Linked DNA regions of Mus musculus: region 2 is linked to region 1. The links are chromatin loops, found by intact Hi-C in ENCODE. Cell type or tissue: heart. All regions are shown on one strand. Each heading gives the region's core, and the rest is flanking DNA. Links, peaks and the distances in the headings are about the cores only.

Region 1 (5,375 bases), core at 277-5,276:
AAGCAGGACAGTAGCACACATCTGGAATCCCACGACTCCCACAGCGAGAGAAGGCAGAGAGAGGCAGGGGACCCCAGAAGCTCCAGGGCAGCCTAGCCTCATGCATGCTGTAGCCAACAAGAGACTTTCCCTAAAGCAAGGTGGGGAGTGAGGACAGGCACCCAGGGTTGTCCTCTGATTCCCCCACACTGCTATGGCATATGTGCACTGGCAGACACAAAACAAACGGGGAAAACAATACGGGGTGCTGTGTGCAGGGAGCATAGTCATGGAGGGCTTCTTGGAGGAAGTGACATACACTAGAACTGGGAAGGCGACAGCACAGGAGAAGCCATGGGAGGAGCTCCATGTTGCATCATGTGTCTAGGACAGGGCTGGGTCACAGGGCAGATGCCGGGACTTTAACTGTCTAGTTAATACACAAGCTAAGGAATGAACTCATACAAGGAAAGCTGCTAAGGCCTGAGACTAAGTTTCAAAGGTCCTGATGAAACTTGGCTCCCTGGGGGCTGTAATCTCTTGAATCTGTATCTCAGGACAAATCAGGTGCTAGGAGAACACCAGGAAAGAGCTGAAGAAACCCAGACCTAGGGTTGAGCAGAGCCTTTCAGGTCAGCTGCAGGTGACAGCATGCTCTGAAACACTATGTCCAGCAAGCACCTGCTCTGAGTGACCCCTAGAGCTGCAGCCTTACCATTTGTATGTGGCCGCCCTGCTGCTCTGTGTGTGTGTGTGGGGGGGGGAGGGTGGAGGGGTGGGGAGGGCTGCTGCTCAGTCTGTGTGTGTGTGGGGGGGGGGCGGAGCTGATGCTCAGTCCTGGGATGAGGGTGGGGGTGCTGCTCAGTTGGGTGGGTGGGGCAGGGCTGATGCTCAGTCCAGGCGGGCACAGTCACTTCAGCCTCACTAGTACTTTTGTTTCCTCACAGGCCTGCGTGGGCATGAGGCTGATAGATGACAAGGTCAGAGCAGCAGGACTGCTGGAAGCCCTAGGACAGTGGCACCTGTCCTTGTGGGAGGCGGCATCTAATTGATGCAGAGATAGCCGGTGACAATGGCCACTACAGCTGGGATCCCAGCACCAGGTTCTTATACACGACTCTCTTTGTCTGCACTTTGAGGAGGTTATCGTTTCTGTCTCAGATAGGACAGGACAGCCTTGGTAGCTTGCTACAGCATTGGGCCTCCTCCACCTCCACAATACGTAGAAAGGATGTGGGAGCTGGACCCTGCTGTTGTAGGCAGAGATGGGACTGTGCTCTGTTTAGGGACAGGAGCTGACAGAAAGAACCAGATGGACCATGGCTTCTCTGTGACATAGTAGATACGACTAAACTATATGGATCTGAAAAGGAACTTCCCAGGTTTGCAGTATTAGCTCAGAGCACGTTCAGCAAGGGCTGAGGCCTTGGAAAGATCCAGGCTTGAGCCAAAGGCTGGAAATGTGGCCAGGTGTCACCTGGAGTGGGGGTTGGGAAGAAGGCTCCATGCTGAAAGAATTTGTCCAGTGGAGTTTGAGGACCTGAGGGCAAATCCCAAGCAGTCACATCTGAAGCGGCTTCCGGTAAGTCCCGTGCTGGAGGACAGGGTGGGGGGACGTGGACGCTGGAGCTTGTTGGCCAACCTATGTCCAGGCCAGGAGAGATTTTGTTTCAAGGGACTAAGGTGAAGATTGGCAGATCAGGACTCCTGACACTCTCTGTCCCCTATAAACACACATCCTCTCCCCCAACACAAGGGGTCAGCAGGGGACTAGGTGAGTTCAGGAGAAACTCAGGTTAGACCGAGGGCTGAGACTGAGGCTGCCCAACACGGGTGGTGAGAGGAGGACACTATGTCAGGCCACATCTCAGGGGCTCCCCAAACTTTACAATACACTACTTCCTGTTCTCTGGGCTCAGTCTCCCAAAGCCACGCACCCTCAGAATAGGGAGGCCCATGTTGGTGGCCAGGGGTGCTACACCCCACACACTCCAGCACAGGAGCTATTTTAACATTCAGTTTGTATGCTAGCTTCAGGGTAGCTGTGCTGGGAAGAACGGCTCAGTGGATGAAGTACTTATCTAGCTGCCCCGCAGTCTGAGGAGCAGTTTGGTCTTCAACTTTGGTACAGAATCCATACAAAGCTAGACAGGCATGATAGCTCTCTACAATCCAGTCCTTCGGAAGCAGAGAAGAGATCCCCTGGGCAAACTGGTTGACACCTGATGTGAATTTCAAGCCTCTATGTGCATCTGCACACACACACACACACACACACACACACACACTTGAATGTGCAAACACATGCACACCACACACACACAAAGACCCTTTTCTACGGCAGCATTCTTTTTAAACGGTAGGAGCACCAAAAAAGCCAAGAAACTAAACTGATGCCCAGTAGGGGCCATCACTCCAATCGGCTCTGTAGAAACAGAGGGCCTGGACACTGGTTCACCTGTTGCAATTTCTGGGCTTGGGGGGCACTCTGCCGTCTGGCACTAATCTCCAGCAACCCTTATGCAACTCCTTGGTGCCCATCATGAATGAGGAAAGCCTGGGGCTTAGCAGCTGTCCCCACTTTTCTCTGGAAGGGCTGAAAGAAGAGGCAGTAGCGTCCGTGAAGGTTCTCTGCTTCCCCCTGGGAGCCCTATACTCCAACTGCAGAGATTGGCAGCCATCCATTTCCACCCCCTCATTTTCCTCTAATGGCCTAAGACTTTCATGCATTTTTATCCCACTTCAGGGAACCTGAAGGGCGAGGCCCCGGGGCTGAAAAGCAAGGACTAGCAACCAGGGCTCTGCTGAGCAAGGGTCAGAGAAGGGAGGAAAGAACCCTTTAGTTCTGCCCAGCAGGTCAGAAAAAAATAGTATCTAAACCACAAACCCATTGCAGCTTATCAGAGAGGGGGTGGGTTGGGATGGATTTGCTTCCCTTTTCAGCCGGTGGCTGGCAGGGTCTGGGGTACAACCAAAATTTCTTGACCCTTGCACCTTTTCCTAACATAGTTCTAAAAGAATCAGACTCATGCAGTGTCTGATAAATGAAAATGAGACTCAAGGTTGGGAGCCCTAAATCCAAGCCCTAATTCTGCCGCTAACCAGGCCTTCTCTGGGTCCAGTTTCTTCACTTGCTCCCTCAGGGAGCTGTTTCTGGCCTGGTGGGGCACCCTCCCAGGTACCCCTCCACCAGGTGACAAAGGGCAGAAGAGTATTGGTAAGCACCTAGGCGCTCCGCACCACCTTTTAGGGGCAGCCTGAGAATCGCTAGTGGCTCTGTGGAGTTTTGCCCTGGGCAGAGCCCTAACCCGTTGACTGCCTGCACCCCCCCCCCCCCCCGGCCTTCGCGCCGAACCCAGGGTCAAAGCCACTGCTCCTCGCGCGTCCTTCCATCCGTGCTGGGCAGTCACAGTTACCGGCGCGCTCTCAGACTCCCTTCGCTCGCCCGCCACCCGCCTTTGCCCGTGCACCCCCAGGCTCCGGGGCCAGACAACGCGCTGCTCTTGCCCTCCCCACTCGGAAAGACCCCAAACCCCTGCGGGGACCGGCTCGCCCTGCCCTCCGCCCAGCTCTGCTCCCACCGCTCTCCGACCCCGCCCCGTCCCGGGCCCCGCCCCCGAGCCTGCCGGGAGGATGTGAGCTCACTCCCTCCTCCATGTTCCGGCCTCCTCCAGGAAGCGTCCTCCGAAGGTCTCGGCCAGCTCACAGGCAGCGGGTCTGCGGGTCGCCGAGTCCGCAGCGCGCCAGGTCCCATCCGACTCCGCACGCAACGCGGCGTCGGCCTCGTGGCTGCGAAATGAAGGCAGACGGCGTGAGCATCCACTGAAGCCTGAGCTACGGGGTTGGGGCAGTGTCCCCGGCGTAGGCACCGTACCGTTCGCGGCCAGCGCACGCTGTGCCCTCGGCTCGCTTCCGGCCGGGCCACGTGACTGCTCGCACGTGTTCCGGCCCCTCGGAGCTGCGGTCTGGAGCCTCTAACACGCAGCGGGCGGATGCCCATCTAGAGGCAGTACAGCCTTCGCCATGAACCCCAGGGGCCTGTTCCAGGACTTCAACCCCAGTAAGTTCCTCATTTATGCCTGCTTGCTACTCTTCTCCGTGCTGCTGCCCCTGCGCCTGGACGGCATCATCCAGTGGAGCTACTGGGCAGTCTTCGCCCCCATCTGGCTGTGGAAGCTCCTGGTCATCGTGGGCGCCTCGGTGGGTGCGGGCGTGTGGGCCCGCAACCCACGCTACCGTACAGAGGGGGAAGCCTGCGTGGAATTCAAAGCCATGCTTATCGCCGTGGGCATCCACCTGCTACTACTCATGTTTGAGATACTAGTCTGCGACAGGGTGGAGAGGGGCACCCACTTTTGGCTGCTGGTCTTCATGCCACTCTTCTTCGTTTCCCCTGTGTCCGTGGCCGCCTGTGTCTGGGGCTTCCGACACGACAGGTCTTTGGAACTGGAGATCCTGTGCTCTGTCAACATCCTGCAGTTCATCTTCATCGCCCTGAGGCTGGACAGGATTATCCACTGGCCGTGGCTAGTGGTGTTCGTGCCCCTGTGGATCCTCATGTCATTCCTCTGCCTGGTAGTTCTCTATTACATCGTGTGGTCCCTCCTATTCCTGCGGTCCCTGGATGTGGTTGCAGAGCAGCGAAGAACACATGTGACCATGGCCATCAGCTGGATCACCATTGTCGTGCCCCTGCTCATTTTTGAGGTCCTGCTAGTTCACAGACTGGATGACCACAATACGTTCTCTTACATTTCCATTTTCATCCCGCTTTGGCTCTCATTACTGACTTTGATGGCTACAACGTTCAGGCGGAAAGGGGGCAATCATTGGTGGTTTGGGATTCGCAGGGATTTCTGTCAGTTTCTACTAGAAGTTTTTCCGTTTTTAAGAGAATATGGAAATATCTCTTACGATCTCCATCACGAAGACAGTGAAGATGCTGAAGACGCATCGGTGTCAGAAGCTCCGAAAATTGCTCCAATGTTTGGAAAGAAGGCGCGGGTAGTTATAACACAGAGCCCTGGGAAATATGTGCCTCCACCTCCCAAGTTAAACATTGATATGCCAGACTAAACTCACAGGCTGGGCCTTTCAGTGAAATAAGAACCATATACCCTTGAATTCCACTTTGCTTTTTTCTTGTGTTCATCCAGTCCTGGAATTGGAAACAGGTCCCCCTCATTTTACATCCACACTGAGACAGAAGTCTCTTGCAGTGGTCATTGTGTGCCGTAGGCAGAAGGGGGAAACTGTAGGACTGTGGGATGTGTACATAATGTGCAAGAGAACTTGCTTTCCAGGCCCACATCTTGTGAGCTAGCCAAAGGTGGTAAATCGAATTGTTTCTAGGCCTTCAAAAGACCTGAAAACTACATAGCTGTTTGTTTTAAAGT
Region 2 (5,375 bases), core at 155-5,154, 61 kb before region 1:
TCTGAAAGCATCCCGAAGGCCCTCACCCTAGCATAGAAAACTTGTGTTCCACTTACTCACTTGCTTGGTGCAGCCTGGCCCCACTGTCTGCTGCAGGCACCTCCCAAGTTAGAATCCCAGTTCCACCAAACACAGAGCTTTAGGAAGCTGCTCTGAGTCTTCTGCAGTCGAAGGCTACGGGTGGAGCCAGCCCTCTGGATTCTACACCTCTCACATCCAGCCAGTCAGCAGGCTGCAGCCGGAGGTAACTGGTGACTTCCAGGTTTAGGTGATGGGCAACTTTTATATGAAGATAAGCCTCCCTCTGCATCTCCTGTGGGGCCTCTGCTGCGCCCACTCCCCAAACCCTGACTGCACAGCCCTCTGTGGGTGTCCTCTCGGGATGAGACAAGTACCCAGATAGTTTAGGATAGCACTTGAGAAGAAATGTCACCTTCGGGCTCAGGAGATGGCTCTGTGGGTAAAAGCACATTCCCAGCACAGACCTGAAATCCTCCGTGGGGCTGTGTAGGAGAGCAGGAGCCTGCAATCCCAGGGCTGTGAGGGCAGAGGCAGGAGAATGACTGGGACTTGCTGACTGCCATCCTAGCTCCAGATTCAATGAGAAAGAAACCTTCCCAGACTGAGGTGGAGAGTGACAGGGCAGGAAACCCACTGTCTCACTCTAATGTGTGCATTCATACACACACATGCACACTTATGCACTCATACGCGCGTGTGCGCACACACACACAAACACACACAAATACTTCTTTAAATAAAAGGAAAGAAATGTCAACTTTTAAAGCTGTCTGCCACAGCAAACTCCACTCTGGAAGATAAAGATCTTCCAGCCCATAAAACAAAAACAGGACAGCCAGGACATGGTGTGTGTGGCATTCTTCTATGTGCACGCATGTGTGCGCATGTTCATGCATGTCCCGGAGCACTGTGCACATGTATGTGGGAGCCACAGGTCAACCTTAGATGTTGTTCCTTAAGAACCACCCACCTTATTTTCTGAGACAGGCTCTGTGATTGGCCCAGAGCTTGACACATAAGCTGGGCTGGCATGTAGGTTCTGGGGCTCAAACTACTCCACATACGTGCATGGCAGCTACTTTACCAACTAAGCCATCCTCCTGGCCCAAATGTGTCTTTTTTGTATGAAAAATGCTGTGGCGTCAGTGTCCCCTTTAAAGGCACAGAGGACGGCACTGTGAGAGTAGAGACAGGAACCACAGACACATGGGGCAGCTGGAGGGAGGTTAGAGCGGCTGGTGAAGAGGGAGGTAGGGGAGGAGCAAAGAGAGAATCTGGAAGGAGAGGGCCGCAGAGCAGGGACTCCCAAAAACACTTCCAAGAGGAATAGTGCTCAGGGTGACCACGAGGAGTCCAGGTTGTTAGCATGGTGTGGCATCCCAGATGAGACTAGGAACTGGACGGTGTCTTCCCAGAAGGGTGTCTGCTTAGAGGGTGACTCTCAGACCAGCTCTTTCTGCAAGTGTCCGGCTCAGGGAGCTCACAGTGAGCAGAGCCAGAAATATGTGGAGCATCAGAATGTTGAGTGGCTGAGGCACACACGTTAAAAGCACAGCTGAGGTCAGACAGGCAGAGGACCTGAAAGAGAACTCTAGGAGCCCCACGAAGAAGAGAACTGCAGAAATGGTTGGGAAGTAAGGTGGGAAACTTGGCTTTAATTAAATAATTAATATTTGTATATGTGTGTGTGTGTGTGTATGTGTGGAGGTTAAAAGTTAACCTCTAGCTCTTCCTAAGATGAGATCTGAGTGGGGGGACAGCGGTGATGCTCAGATCTCCAGATCTACGAGGACTGGGTGCCTGCAGTATGTGCAGCTGGGAAACAGAGTGTGGACAGAAGGTTATAAGGGGGGATATCAGGGTGTGGGAGTGCACACTGCCACCCCAGCACCTGGGAGGTAGAGGCAGGAGGTCAAGGTCACTCTCAGATATTTAGCAAGACAGCAACGAGATCATATATATATATATATATATATATAGAGAGAGAGAGAGAGAGAGAGAGAGCATGAATGAAAGAAAAAAGAAAAGAAAACAGGGCTGTTGAGATGACTCAGGTCAGGTAGACACTTGCAGCTAACTAAGCCTGACACCCTGTTCTCTCTTGTATCTACAATAAAACCTTCCTCTTCAAATGGTCCTGCCATCAGTTTATACCTCTTATAGGGTCAGTTGAAAAGCCCCATCCCAGAAGAATGGCTTAGAGGGTGGAGGGATGGCTCAGCAGCTAAGAGAACTGGCTGTTCTTTCTGAAGACCCAGGCTATTCTCAGCACCAGCGTGTGTCTGTCCCTTCACTTTTAATTCCCTCTCCATAGGATCTAAAGACCCCTGCTGGCCTCTTCTGGCATTACAGTCACATGGTGCACAGGCATACATACTGGCAAAACACCACTCATAGAAGATAGAAAAATCAGAAGGTGATTCTGAGGGGAAAGGTCCTTGCCACCAAGCCAGACAACCTGAGCTGGATCCCTGGAGCCCATATGGGGAAGGAAAGAGCCAGCTCTGGCTAGCTGTCTGTCGTCTGGCACTCCAAAGACATGCCATAGCATATGCCTCTCCCCACTATTAATACATACATACATACATACATACATACATACATACATACATACATACATACAGCTTTTAAAACTTAAAAATAAAATAGGGTGGAAGAAGATACCAATATGCATCTCCAACCTTCACTTGCAGGAAGTATTGAGATAGCGCCTAGACACACCCACACAGGGTGGGCAGGGGCTGGAGGCAGAAAGTTGCTGGTGGAGGTGGGATCACATTACAAAGAGCACTGCCAGGGTTTCAGGAATATGGATCCCTCTTTCTGTGTCTAAGGAAGTGCTGGAATTTACCCATAGAAGACAAAAAGGGGGAAGGGAGTCTTATTTTCTTTACCTGTGTTAATCTGAGTGTCTCTGGAAGGTGAAAACGATTTAAGCACACATCAAAATAATGTAAAATAAAAATCTGGTCTGTGTGTGTGTTGCATGTATATAGGTGTGCTGGGTTTGTGCCATGTACACACACACACACACACACACAGAGAGAGAGAGAGAGAGAGAGAGAGAGAGAGAGAGACCAGAGGATGCTGCTGGATATCACCAACTACTGTCCTATGGCTTATTCTCAGGGTCTCTGACTGAGCGGAAGGTCACTATTACGGCTGGCCCACAAGTTCTTGGATCCTCCTATCCCCATCCCCACCCCCACCCCTGCTTCCTCCCAGTGTTGCAGTTAGAGACAGTCATAGCTATGCTCTGCCTGTTACCTGTTCAGGATTTGAACAGCAGGTCCTTTTACCTACTCTGTCACCTGCCTAGCCCTCAATTTGTTTTCTCTAATAGAAGAACTGATCTGCACAGTGCAGGATGCTAATTAAGATTGGAGGGATTGCTGGTGTGACTAATCAGTTGTCAACCTGATGGACTTTAGAATCATCATGGACGCAAACTTCTGGGCATGTCTATAAGGGATTGTCTAGACTAGGCTAACAGAGTAGAGAACACCCCCAAAGTATCCATCTCTCTGCTGCCTGACTGTGGGTGCCCTGGGAGCAGCTGCCTCGGGTTCCTGCTGCTGTGCCTTCCCCACCAGAATGGGCTGTGAGCCCCAGCAAACCCTTCCTCCTTATATTTCTCTTGTTAGGGATTTGATCACAGGACAGAGGTAATACATGGCAGTCCTGGCCACCACCCTGGGACATGAAGACCCTGCACTGTGAATCCCTACAGCAGGAATCCAACCCCCAACGTCTCCCACACTCGACTGTCACCCTCTCCTGTTTGCATTTATGTAGAAGTGAAGATGCAACATGGACCAAGATGTCATCCTGTCTCCAAATCCTCACCCAAACCAAGGTTTTATCTGTGAGAGGCAGTAGCAGTCTGTCATTACATTTCTACAGTAGGTTTAAACTTACAATGTTATTTGTTTTATATATTTGCTTATATCTGAGTAAGTCAGATGTTTAGGAGAGCATTTCTACTTGTAACTACTGAAAATACACAAGAATTACTTAACAAGATGGGAGTGTGATAGAATGCTTGCCTACAGTGTAGGAAGCCCTGGTTTCCACGCCCAGCACTGCACAAACTCAGTATAATGGTGCACATCTGTACTTGTAGCACTTGGGGGATGGGGGAGATGGAGGCAGGAGAATCAGGAATTCAAAGTCATCTTTAGCTACTTACAGAATTGGAAGCCGGTCAGCCATGGTGTTGCATGCCTCTGCTCCCAGTACGCAGCAGATAGAGGCAGGAGAGTCTCGGAATCAGAGCAAAGCCTGGGCCTCATGAACCCATCTCAGAACAGAAACGAAATAGCTACAAAAGTCCGGAGGAAGGAGAGGTCCCAAGCATGCACTGCAGATGGGTAATCAACTCACCGCCTTGCAGCAGACAGAGAAAGGGGACGAATGAAACCAGCCCCAGGGAACCCAAGGCATCCTCACTTGACTGCAAATCAAGCCCCAGCTCAGCTCCTACAGGCAAAGGGTTGCCATGGCGCCTCTGGTTAAAATGAGCATGCCCAGGGGCCAGGCACTGGTCCCTCCACTTGGGTCTGCCAAGAGGAAACAGTTGCTGGGGGAAAAAAAAAGAAACCAGGACAAAATACAAGACTGAGTGTCATTGTCTCCAACGAAACATTAAAAAGAAGACTTGAGCCAGGTGGTGGTGGTGGTGGTGGTGGTGGTGGTGGTGGTGGTGGTGGTGGTGGCGGCGGCGGCGGTGGCACGTGCCTTTACCCCCAGCACTTGAGAGCACTCTGTGAATTTGAGGCCAGCCTGATCTACAGAGTGAGTTCTAGGGCAGACAATGAGATTGTATTGTATTGTATTTTAAAAGAAACAATACAATACAATACAATACAATACAATACAATACAATACAATACAATCAAGGGGGCTGGTGAGATGGCTCAGTGGGTAAGAGCACCCGACTGCTCTTCCGAAGGTCCGAAGTTCAAATCCCAGCAACCACATGTCACACTGCTTGCCTCTTGCTCTTTCCTCTCTTACTCTTGCTGTCTTGCTCTCTTGCTTCTCTCTTGCCCTCTTGGTCTCTTCCCTTCCCCCTTCCCTTCCCTTCTGTATTCCCTTCCCCCTCTCTCCACATGCTCATGGCTGACCTCTACTTCTCTTCTCTTCTCTTCTCTTCTCTTCTCTTCTCTTCTCTTCTCTTCTCTTCTCTTCTCTTCTCTTCTCTTCTCTTCTCTCTCTCTCTCTGTCTCTCTCTGTGTGTCTGTCTGTCTGTCTTTCTCTGCCTCTACTACCCTCTTAATGCCCTTCCTCATGCCCTGAATAAACTCTCTTCTATACTATACCGTTGTGCGGCTGGTCCCTCAGGGGAAAAGGAT

What was found. A loop is a pair of places that touch in the nucleus more often than their neighbours do. Peaks named below come from ENCODE experiments on the same cell type or tissue, not always from the same donor. Only the 100,000 strongest peaks of a DNase experiment are listed, where the experiment ranks them.
Region 2: a loop joins it to region 1, with 2.1 times the contacts of the local background. A loop is called at or near these places in 5 of 42 quality-filtered maps.

Annotation. Positions count from the first base shown.
Region 1 is chr1:119,522,509-119,527,883 of GRCm38, forward strand. It overlaps Tmem185b (transmembrane protein 185B), which reads left to right and starts at 3,646. Exons shown (of 1, transcript NM_146103.2): 1 at 3,646-5,375. The coding sequence starts at 4,003. The coding sequence ends at 5,055. In heart, for the core only: a CTCF peak has its summit at 2,617; DNase peaks (open chromatin) are centred at 2,653 and 3,603; H3K4me3 peaks cover 2,183 bases; H3K27ac peaks cover 1,963 bases.
Region 2 is chr1:119,461,237-119,466,611 of GRCm38, forward strand. No RefSeq gene overlaps it. Among named protein-coding and RNA genes, the nearest start is that of Gm46145, 10 kb to the left of the region's middle. In heart, for the core only: a CTCF peak has its summit at 2,364 (motif pointing left); no DNase peak of the experiment used is centred there.